Regions from separate parts of the Homo sapiens genome. Here region 1 is linked to region 2. A link is a contact called in ENCODE Hi-C or POLR2A ChIA-PET data. All regions are on one chromosome and are shown on one strand. The core of a region is the stretch at or near the end of the contact, and the rest is flanking DNA. Distances in the headings are between cores, read along the strand shown.

Evidence for each region. A loop is a pair of places that touch in the nucleus more often than their neighbours do. ChIA-PET counts read pairs that join two places held with the same protein, here RNA polymerase II (POLR2A). Pooled maps may share reads with other maps.
Region 1: a map of GM18951 shows a loop between it and region 2 (2.7-fold over the local background). The contact joins two enhancer-like sites. A Hi-C loop is called at or near these places in 3 of 168 maps with a recorded cell type or tissue (CD4-positive, alpha-beta T cell, GM18951 and aorta) and 8 of 50 pooled maps. POLR2A ChIA-PET finds 5 or more read pairs at or near these places in 5 of 52 experiments (CD4-positive, alpha-beta memory T cell, Caco-2, HepG2 and 2 more).

The regions. Positions count from the first base shown.
Region 1 is chr1:116,135,688-116,140,865 of GRCh38, forward strand. MAB21L3 (mab-21 like 3) reads left to right here. Exons shown (of 8, transcript NM_152367.3): 8 at 1-2,462. Among named protein-coding and RNA genes, the nearest start is that of MAB21L3, 27 kb to the left of the region's middle. RefSeq lists enhancers at 3,273-3,322, 3,421-3,715. Within about 2 kb of position 3,549, at least 5 of the 41 ENCODE cell types and tissues checked have a DNase peak (open chromatin) inside an H3K27ac peak, as active enhancers do.
Region 2 is chr1:116,324,291-116,329,089 of GRCh38, forward strand. The region is part of intron 2 of LOC105378920 (a long non-coding RNA gene); the gene reads right to left. Among named protein-coding and RNA genes, the nearest start is that of ATP1A1, 47 kb to the right of the region's middle. Within about 2 kb of position 1,706, at least 11 of the 41 ENCODE cell types and tissues checked have a DNase peak (open chromatin) inside an H3K27ac peak, as active enhancers do.

The DNA of each region.
Region 1 (5,178 bases), core at 2,299-4,798, 190 kb before region 2:
TAGACCAATATCCTTGTTGAACATTGATGCAAAAATCCTCAGTAAAATTCTGGCAAACCGAATCCAGCAGCACATCAAAAAGCTTATCCACCATGATCAAGTGGGCTTCATCCCTGGGATGCAAGGCTGGTTCAATATACGCAAATCAATAAATGTAATCCAGCATATAAACAGAACCAAAGACAAAAACCACATGATTATCTCAATAGATGCAGAAAAGGCCTTTGACAAAATTCAACAACCTTCATGCTAAAAACTCTCAATAAATTAGGTATTGATGGGACGTATTTCAAAATAATAAGAGCTATCTATGACAAACCCACAGGCAATATCATACTGAATGGGCAAAAACTGGAAGCATTCCCTTTGAAAACTGGCACAAGACAGGGATGCCCTCTCTCACCACTCCTATTCAACATAGTGTTGGAAGTTCTGGCCAGGGCAATTAGGCAGGAGAAGGAAATAAAGGGTATTCAATTAGGAAAAGAGGAAGTCAAATTGTCCCTGTTTGCAGACAACATGATTGTATATCTAGAAAACCCCATTGTCTCAGCCCAAAATCTCCTTAAGCTGATAAGCAACTTCAGCAAAGTCTCAGGATACAAAATCAAAGTACAAAAATCACAAGCATTCTTATACACCAATAACAGACAGAGAGCCAAATCATGAGTGAACTCCCATTCACAATTGCTTCAAAGAGAATAAAATACTTAGGAATCCAACTTACAAGGGACGTGAAGGACCTCTTCAAGGAGAACTACAAACCACTGCTCAATGAAATAAAAGAGGATACAAACAAATGGAAGAACATTCCATGCTCATGGGTAGGAAGAATCAATATCGTCAAAATGGCCAGACTGCCCAAGGTAATTTACAGATTCAATGCCATCCCCATCAAGCTACCAATGACTTTCTTCACAGAATTGGAAAAAACTACTTTAAAGTTCATATGGAACCAAAAAAGAGCCTGCATTGCCAAGTCAATTCTAAGCCAAAAGAACAAAGCTGGAGGCATCACACTACCTGACTTCAAACTATACTACAAGGCTACAGTAACCAAAACAGCATGGTACTGGTACCAAAACAGGGATATAGATCAATGGAACAGAACAGAGCCCTCAGAAATAACGCCGCATATCTACAACTATCTGATCTTTGACAAACCTGAGAAAAACAAGCAATGGGGAAAGGATTCCCTATTTAATAAATGGTGCTGGGAAAACTGGCTAGCCATATGTAGAAAGCTGAAACTGGATCCCTTCCTTACACCTTATACAAAAATTAATTCAAGATGGATTAAAGACTTAAACGTTAGACCTAAAACCATAAAAACCCTAGAAGAAAACCTAGGCATTACCATTCAGGACATAGGCATGGGCAAGGACTTCATGTCTAAAACACCAAAAGCAATGGCAACAAAAGCCAAAATTGACAAATGGGATCTAATTAAACTAAAGAGCTTCTGCACAGCAAAAGAAACTACCATCAGAGTGAACAGGCAACCTACAAAATGGGAGAAAATTTTCACAACCTACTCATCTGACAAAGGGCTAATATCCAGAATCTACAATGAACTCAAACAAATTTACAAGAAAAAAACAAACAACCCCAACAAAAAGTGGGTGAAGGACATGAACAGACACTTCTCAAAAGAAGACATTTATGCAGCCAAAAATCACATGAAAAATGCTCATCATCACTGGCCATCAGAGAAATGCAAATCAAAACCACAGTGAGATACCATCTCACACCAGTTAGAATGGCAATCATTAAAAAGTCAGGAAACAACAGGTGCTGGAGAGGATGTGGAGAAATAGGAAAACTTTTACACTGTTGGTGGGACTGTAAACTAGTTCAACCATTATGGAAGTCAGTGTGGCGATTCCTCAGGGATCTAGAACTAGAAATACCATTTGACCCAGCCATCCCATTACTGGGTATATACCCAAAGGACTATAAATCATGCTGCTATAAAGACACATGCACACGTATGTTTATTGCGGCATTATTCACAATAGCAGACTTGGAACCAACCCAAATATCCAACAATGATAGAGTGGATTAAGAAAATGTGGCACATATACACCATGGAATACTATGCAGCCATAAAAAATGATGAGTTCATGTCCTTTGTAGGGACATGGGTGAAATTGGAAATCATCATTCTCAGTAAACTATCGCAAGAACAAAAAACCAAACACTGCATATTCTCACTCATAGGTGGGAATTGAACAATGAGAACACATGGACACATTAAGGGTAACATCACACTCTGGGGACTGTTGTGGGGTGGGGGGAGGGGGGAGGGATAGCATTGGGAGATATACCTAATGCTAGATGACGAGTTAGTGGGTGCAGCGCACCAGCATGGCACATGTATACATATGTAACTAACCTGCACATTGTGCACATGTACCCTAAAACTTAAAGTATGATTAAAAAAAAAAAGTACTGTAACCAAATGGTGGGGTCCCTAGGCTATCGTTTAATAAGTAATGATTTTAAAATATTGAAAAAAAAATTTCCAAACCAACAATGAGTTTACAATTTTTGAAAACATGAAGGCTTGGTGCAGTGGCTCATGCCTGTAATCCCAGCACTGTGGGAGGCTGAGACAGGAGGGTCACTTGAGACCAGGAGTTCAAGACCAGCCTGGGCAACATAGCCAGACACTGACACCCCGTCTCTACAAAAAATTTAAAAATTAGCCGGATGTGGTGCTCAGGAGGCTGAGATGAGAGGATTCCTTGAGACCAGGAGTCTGAGGCTGCAGTGAGCTTTGATTGTACCACTGCACTCTAGCCTGGGTGACGGAGTCACCGGAAGGGAGACCCTGTCTCTAAAAAAAAAATTTAAAAAGAGCATATAAAATGGTGAACAAACTAACATTTTGTTAAATCATCAAAAATTTGTATTCTAATTCTCATATTCTTGTATCTTAGGAAACATCATTTTTGAAAAGGTGGCAAATGTAATAAGGTTTTAAATTTAATTTCGGCCGGGCAGGGTGGCTGAGGCCTGTAATCCCAGAACTTTGGGAGGCCTAGGTGGGCGGATCCCTTGAGGCCAGGAGTTCCAGACCAGCCTGGCCAACGTGGTGAAATCCCGTCTCTACTAAAAATGCAAAAATTAGCCAGGCATGGTGGTGGGCACCTGTAATCCCAGCTACTTGGGAGGCTGAGGCAGGAGAATCGCTTGAACCTGGGAGGCAGAGCTTGCAGTGAGCTGAGATCTGGCCACTGCTCTCCAGCCTGGGCTGGGCTACAGAGCGGGACTCTGTCTCAAAACAAAACAAAAACCATCTTAAGCAACTTTTAAAACAGCTACACAGTCACGGAATGCTAAAAAGTGAAAATTGACTGTAACATTGGTTCAATATGTGTGTACGTGTGTGGAAAGGGAGGAACTGACGTGCGCCACAGTCTGATTCCGGTAGATTCTTTCCGTCTTTCCCCTGAGATCTGAGGGTTTTGCAGGAAGCAGGGCTACCAGCAGCTTCCTGCGTATTCCCAATTCTTGCCAGCAGAGGGCAGCAAGGGAACACATATGAAAGGAGCCAGGTCCCACCCATTCTCGTCCTCGGAGCCCAGCAGGTGTCACACTTCTCAGCCCGTAACTTACACCTGGTCCCTCCAGAGCAAGGATGAGTGGATTCCAGCTCATGCCAAATTGTTGACCTTTCCTGCCATTTTAGCCGAGATTTACATCTTTCTCCTTAAAACTCAGATTTTAAAAGGGAGCCTATGAGAGGACCGTCCATCCAGGCTCCCGGGGCATTCAGCTCCATTCTGTTTCCTGGGACAGATTGCACAGCTAAGAAAAGCCAGAGAATATTACTCCTTTATTCTGTTCTTTTTTTTTTTTAATTCTCCAAAAGACCGTTCAATCCTTCTTCACTCTTCCAGGCCCAAGACTAGGCGTGTAGAGGAATGGTTGGTTTTCAGCCACCGCAGTTGACCTGCCTGCGTCTGCATCCCAGTTCTGATGCCGAGGAGCTGCATGACCTTGGCAAGCTGTTTGGCCTTTCTGTGTCTCTAGTTCCTTCTCTCCAAAATGGGCATTGTGATGGCCAGAATTGTGTCCACCACAATTCATAAGTTCAAGCTCCAACCCCCAGCACCTCAGAATGTGACTGTATTTAAAGAGGTGATTAAGTTAATAATAAAGAGGTGATTAGCTGATTCAGTCTGACGGGTATCCTTAAAGGAGAGGAGATTAAGCACACAGAGAGATGCCAGGGATGTGCATGCGCAGAGGGCAGCCACCCACAGACCAAGGAGAAAGGCCTCAGGAGAAACCAGCCTGTCCACACCTGCTCTTGGACCACCAGCCTCCAGAACTGGGAGAAAATACATTTCTGTTATTTAAGTCACCTAGTCTGTGGTATTTGGTTATTTTCCTATGGCCCTAGGAAACTGTTACAGGCATCATGAAAGAATATATACCTCATAGTGTTAATGAGAGCAACGAATGGAATGATGGATGTAAAAGGCTCTTAGTTGAGTACCTGGCATGGGATAACTGCTGAACAAATGTTTTCATTTTAGATGCCTACCCCTCGTGCTATTTGCCCATCTCTACCATTCCTGATAACTATACCAGACCACAGATAAATTCTTTGTAAAGAAAATATAAACCATCACAGAGGAAACATGAGAAAATTTCACTGCAAATTCTGCAAGCCCATTCTCCCCTTCGTCCCTCTTGCTAAAATATAGAAGGTATCTCCCTGAAAGGCCAATTTCTCCACATGTGACAGCTCAGATGCCTCCCAGCTCTTCAGTCTTTCCATTTATTTCTTGTAGTTTCCTCCACATCCTCCCGCAATGGCCGCTTCACTCTCTTCTCCCCTTTACTGTCCAGCTTCCTGAGTTACTATACGTGTATCTCCACCTACTCGCCTCATTCACTCTTTTTGTTTTTTTAAATTGTGAAATATATTTATACATGTGAGAATCTAACCTATTTAAAGAAGAATAATAAAGCAGGCTGGGCGCGGTGGCTCACACTTGTAATCTCAGCACTTTGGGAGGCTGAGGCGGGGGGAGTCACGTGAGGCCAGGAGTGTGAGACCAGCCTGTCCAACATGGCAAAGCCCCGTCTCTACCAAAAATACAAAAAATTATCCAGGCGTGGTAGTGCACATCTGCAGTCCCAGCTACTCGGGGAGGCTGAGGT
Region 2 (4,799 bases), core at 456-2,955:
CCTGAGCTCAGGAGTTTCAGACCAGCCTGGGCAACATGGCAAAACCCCGTTTCTACTAAAATACAAAAGAAATTAGCTGGGCATGGTGGCACGCCTGTAATCCCAACTACTCGGGAGGCTGAGGCAGGAGAATTGCTTGAGCCCAGGAGGCAGAGGTTGCAGTGAGCTGAGATGGTGCCACTGCGCACTAGTCTGGTGACAGAGCGAGACTCAGTCTCTACATAAAAAAAAAAAGATATTGGAAGGCTTATATAAACAATTAGGTTTATTATCAAAAGATAAGCATTTAGCCTACACACTCCAGCCAGAAGAGTCCAATACAAACAAATAGCTCACTATGTTGGCACCCTGGAAGAGAGCCTCATTAGTCCCCAGCACCAATGGATAATGTCTCAGTTCTTGGTGTTTCCTGACCAGTCTCTTCCTATTGCTTCTCCTGAACCACCATCACGCTCTGGCCTTTCCTTCTGCTGAAATTCAGTGACTTTCAATACCTATTCACATTGCTCTTCCTGCCTGACTGCCAGGAAGCCTTCTCAAACTCCAAGGCTGGCCTGCCTTTCCACTTTGCTCTGGCCCTTAGAACACCCTGAGCTTCCCTCTGTCCCAGGAGAACCCCTTTACTCCTGGATCTGTTTCCTGTCATATGCACCTCAAGGGCTGTACTGCGTTTTCCTCATCTTTGTATCATCAGGATTTCATGAGGCCCACATTTAAGTTTCTCAAGTAGTAAGTCTCTAAAAATTGCTAGACAATGGCATCTTGGATTGAATCCAGGAACAGATGAAGGACATTCTTGTGGAAAAACAGGTAAAATCTGAATAAAATCTGAAGTTTAGTTAATAGTATTGTGCCAGCATTGATCTCCTAGTTTTGATAAATGTACCATAGTTATGTAAGTTGTTAACATTAGAGGAAGCTGAATGAAGAGTATATGAAAACTTTCTGTATCATCTTTGCAACGTTTCTGTCAATCTACAACTATTTTGAAATAAAAAGTTCAAAAGTCCATCATTAGACAGCTTTGTAGCACAGTGGTTAAGGCCATCTTTTTGGAGTCAGGCAGACCTAAGTCACCTACTACACGTACTGTGTGGTCTGAGGCAAAGCAAAGCATACAGTATCTCCCAACCTCATTGTTAAATGGCCTGACACAGTAGAAACATTCAGTAATTGGTAATTGCTTTTGTTAAAATAAATGTTATATTCATAATAATATAGTATTATTTCTATAATAATTTAGCGAGGATATGGTCTGATCTTTCTTTTTTAAACTTAGCTCACACTGCACACCAGCATCCCACATCTGCCTCTCTGCTCAACAGATAGCATTCTCAATGTGCTAGGCTCTATTCCGACACTGGAAGTACAACAGTGAACAAAGCACAAAAAATCCCTGCTGTAAACAGCTTACCTTCTAGTGGAAAGAGACAGGCAATAGACATAAAATTTATAATACACTGGTTCTCAAAGTGAGTTCCCAGACCAGCAGCATCAGAATCACCTGGGAACTTTTTAGAAATGCAAATTCTTGGGCCTAACCCTAGATCTACTGAATCAGAAATCTGGGGATGGGCTCAGCAGACTGTTTTAATAAGCCCTCTAGGTGATTCTGATAAGTACTCAGGTTTAAGAAACACTGATACAGTGTCAGTGATAATCACTATTTTGGAGAGAACTAAAGCAGGAAATGGGTGGAGTGCTGGGGTGAGGAGACAGATTGTGGCTTTCAACAGGGTGATCAGAAAAGCCTTACTTCAAAGGTAACACCTGCTTGAAAACATCAAGATGAGGAAGTGGGCCTCCAAAATATCAAGGGAAGAGTGTTTCTGGGAAAGGAATATCAAACGCAAAGGCACTGAGTCAGGAGCAGGCCTGAGCTGTTCAAAGAAGAGCAGCTGTCCTGGGAGAGGTGGTGGGGCTCCAGGTTGCGTAGGGACTGGTAAGCCATTGCCCAAGAGTGTGACAGTCACACAGTCAATCATGGTTCTGCCAAAAACACTCTGCCTTTTCCTGTATGGCTCCAGGCCCTCCTCTACCCCCAAATCCACCCACCCTGCCTACCCTTCGTGGCTCTAGCCAGTTCCTTCTCTTCCTTGGGCTTCTCCATCCCCAACTTCTGATAAATAATTTGATAAATAGTTTGCTTGTTTTTGCCCTGTTGGACTGCTTAGTCTGAAAGAGAAACTCAGTCTTTTCCCTTCTTTCTTCACACTGCCTATCACAATGCCTGTGCATTGTGTCTGCCCCATAAATATTTACTAAGCTTCTCTTAAGGTGCCAGGATAGAAACCAACACATATTGGCACACAATAAACATTATTAATGCTGCCAATAATTTTGAAATTTCCTCTGTCACAGGGCACACAGGTTCATTCTCAAAGCCAAAGTATTTTGGATTCAGTTGAAGGATTAACCCAGAGTGTGACTTACAACCGGGAGAGGCACTCCCTATTCCCAGCTGCTCTCCCTTTGTGCCTGAATAGTTCTGGTTGGCTACAGCTCTGAGTATTGACAAAGAGCATCATCAATGTACTGCTAACCTTGGGCCAAAATACACCAAGCAGACAGGTAGCATGAAAAAAAAAAAATGGGTATTATGATCAGTCAGAGCTGGGTTTGAATTCAAGCCCAACCACCCATAGGGGATCTTACCCTTTTTTTTTTTTTTTTTCTAATATTGTAAATCCCTTTAGCAACTGAGATTGAAGCGTATGGACCATTTCCCAGTATGAGGCTTTTAAATGCATAAAATAAAGTGTATAAGATTACAGAGTAGATAATTTTTATTGAGATATAATAATGTTAAAAGCTATCAGAACACTTATAAAAATTGTGCTATAGTAATATTTCTACCTCATTATTGGTGCATTAAGTAATAAGATTTAGAGGCAGGTTTAATAAGTACCAAAATGTTGATGTAATACTGAGTGTAAATGATATTTCAAGATACTTAGAGTGTATGATGTTGTTAGAGGTAGGTGGAAGAAAAAAAGATTTTTTTCATCTTGTATCATCCTGAATTCTCTGCAAAGACCTGTTAATAACCCCATATTATAACTTGGGACAAACTACTTTGCTTCTCTAAGTTTCAATATCCTTACCTGTAAAATGATGCTCAATAGATGGCAGGTATTATTATTATTATTTTCAGCAGCAGTGTTAGTAGTTAAGGATACCCCATAAATATCCTGTAACATACTCTGTGTCACTTCTTGGTTATTAGCAGGGTCAGTTCTGTAAGTTGACTCAGTAGGAGGTCATCCTTTTGAGGATTTTTACTCCCCAAATGTCCCATATTGGCCTGAAATTTTATCTTTAGAAAAGAATGCATAGCTTTGGTAATGAAAGACTTTCAATTGCAAGAGACCCCTAATAAAAAATAAGAATTCCTGACAATCACCCTAAACCCTAGTCACACCCCACATAGTCCTAAGTTGGAAAGTGAAATATTTGCTAACCCAGGAGAAAAGATGAATGGCTTTAAAATAAAAAAGATGATATATACTTGGGACAATCTGCCCCCAATTCACTCTTTTCCCAGAGGACACTTTAAGGAGATGTAATTGTTTGCCAAACAAGATCATACCTTGTCTATAGTCATGGTCTCAAAGAGGATTTTCCTAAAGTTCAGTGGTGTATTTGGTTATAATTTGCCTGTGCCTATATAACCCATATATACCAGTTCATTCTTCAACTAAATTCCATCTTAAAATCATATCTTGACTATCTCTAAGTGACATTAAGTTGGTTTTCAAGCACTTGAGAGAAAAGTCCTTTCCTGAGGACCACCATTCCAAAATTGCTCTCTTCATGCTCCATGCAGTTTCTTCAAGCTGTGTGATACAATGCCCCCCAAACTTCAGTGTGCCTCAGAATCACCTGGAGAAACCATTCAGATTGCTGGAGGAACCCACAGAGATTCTCATTCAGAGGCCTGGGAGAAGGCCTGAAAATTTGCATTTTTAATAAGCTCCCTGGTTTCTTTACCTCTATGAGCCCAGTTTCCTTATTATTAAACCAGGATAATGATACCTTTTTTACAGGATTAATGAGCAGATGAGAAAAAGATAAGATATGTAAATATATTCAAAATACTAAGTCCCCAGCAGAAATGCAATAACTATTAATTCCCATGATGGGACATCGTTAGAGAGAGAAGGGGATATGTCAGAGAAAGCATTAAAGAGGACACGAGAGCAGTCTTGAAGCAATGGAAATTAGTAAAAGAGAAGAAAGCGAAGGGTGTTCCCAGAATTTAAAAAAACAAAACAAAACCGTATGCAGAGGCTGTGTGTACAAAAAAAAATAGCTAACTCAGAAAGCTGCCAAAGCTACCCTTGGCTGAAGCAAGTGCATGGATCATATGAACATACTCAGGGTCTTGATGACAAGGGCCCTTTGTGCCATGCTAAAAAGTTTCAATTCAATTCTGAAGGAGATAGGAATGGTTGACGTTTTTTAAACAGGTCAGTAACATGAAATGGGGACAAAGGAAGAGGAAGGGCTCTAGGCTGATGCCTAAGTTTCTGTCTTGAGTTTACATGTATGTGATGATGATGATGATGCAACCCACCAGAAGAAGTGCCACAGAAGAAAAACCTAGTTGGGGAAGAAGGTAATGAGTTAAATTCTCGATGTCTAATTCAAGGCACCTAGAAGACACCCACATAGAGCTAACAAGGGGTAGTGAGACATGTGAATCTATATGTCTTAGAGAAATCTTGAAGCCTGAGTCTAGAAGACCTCAGCATATAGGTGGAAGTTACATCCACAGGAATAGATGAAATCGCCCATGG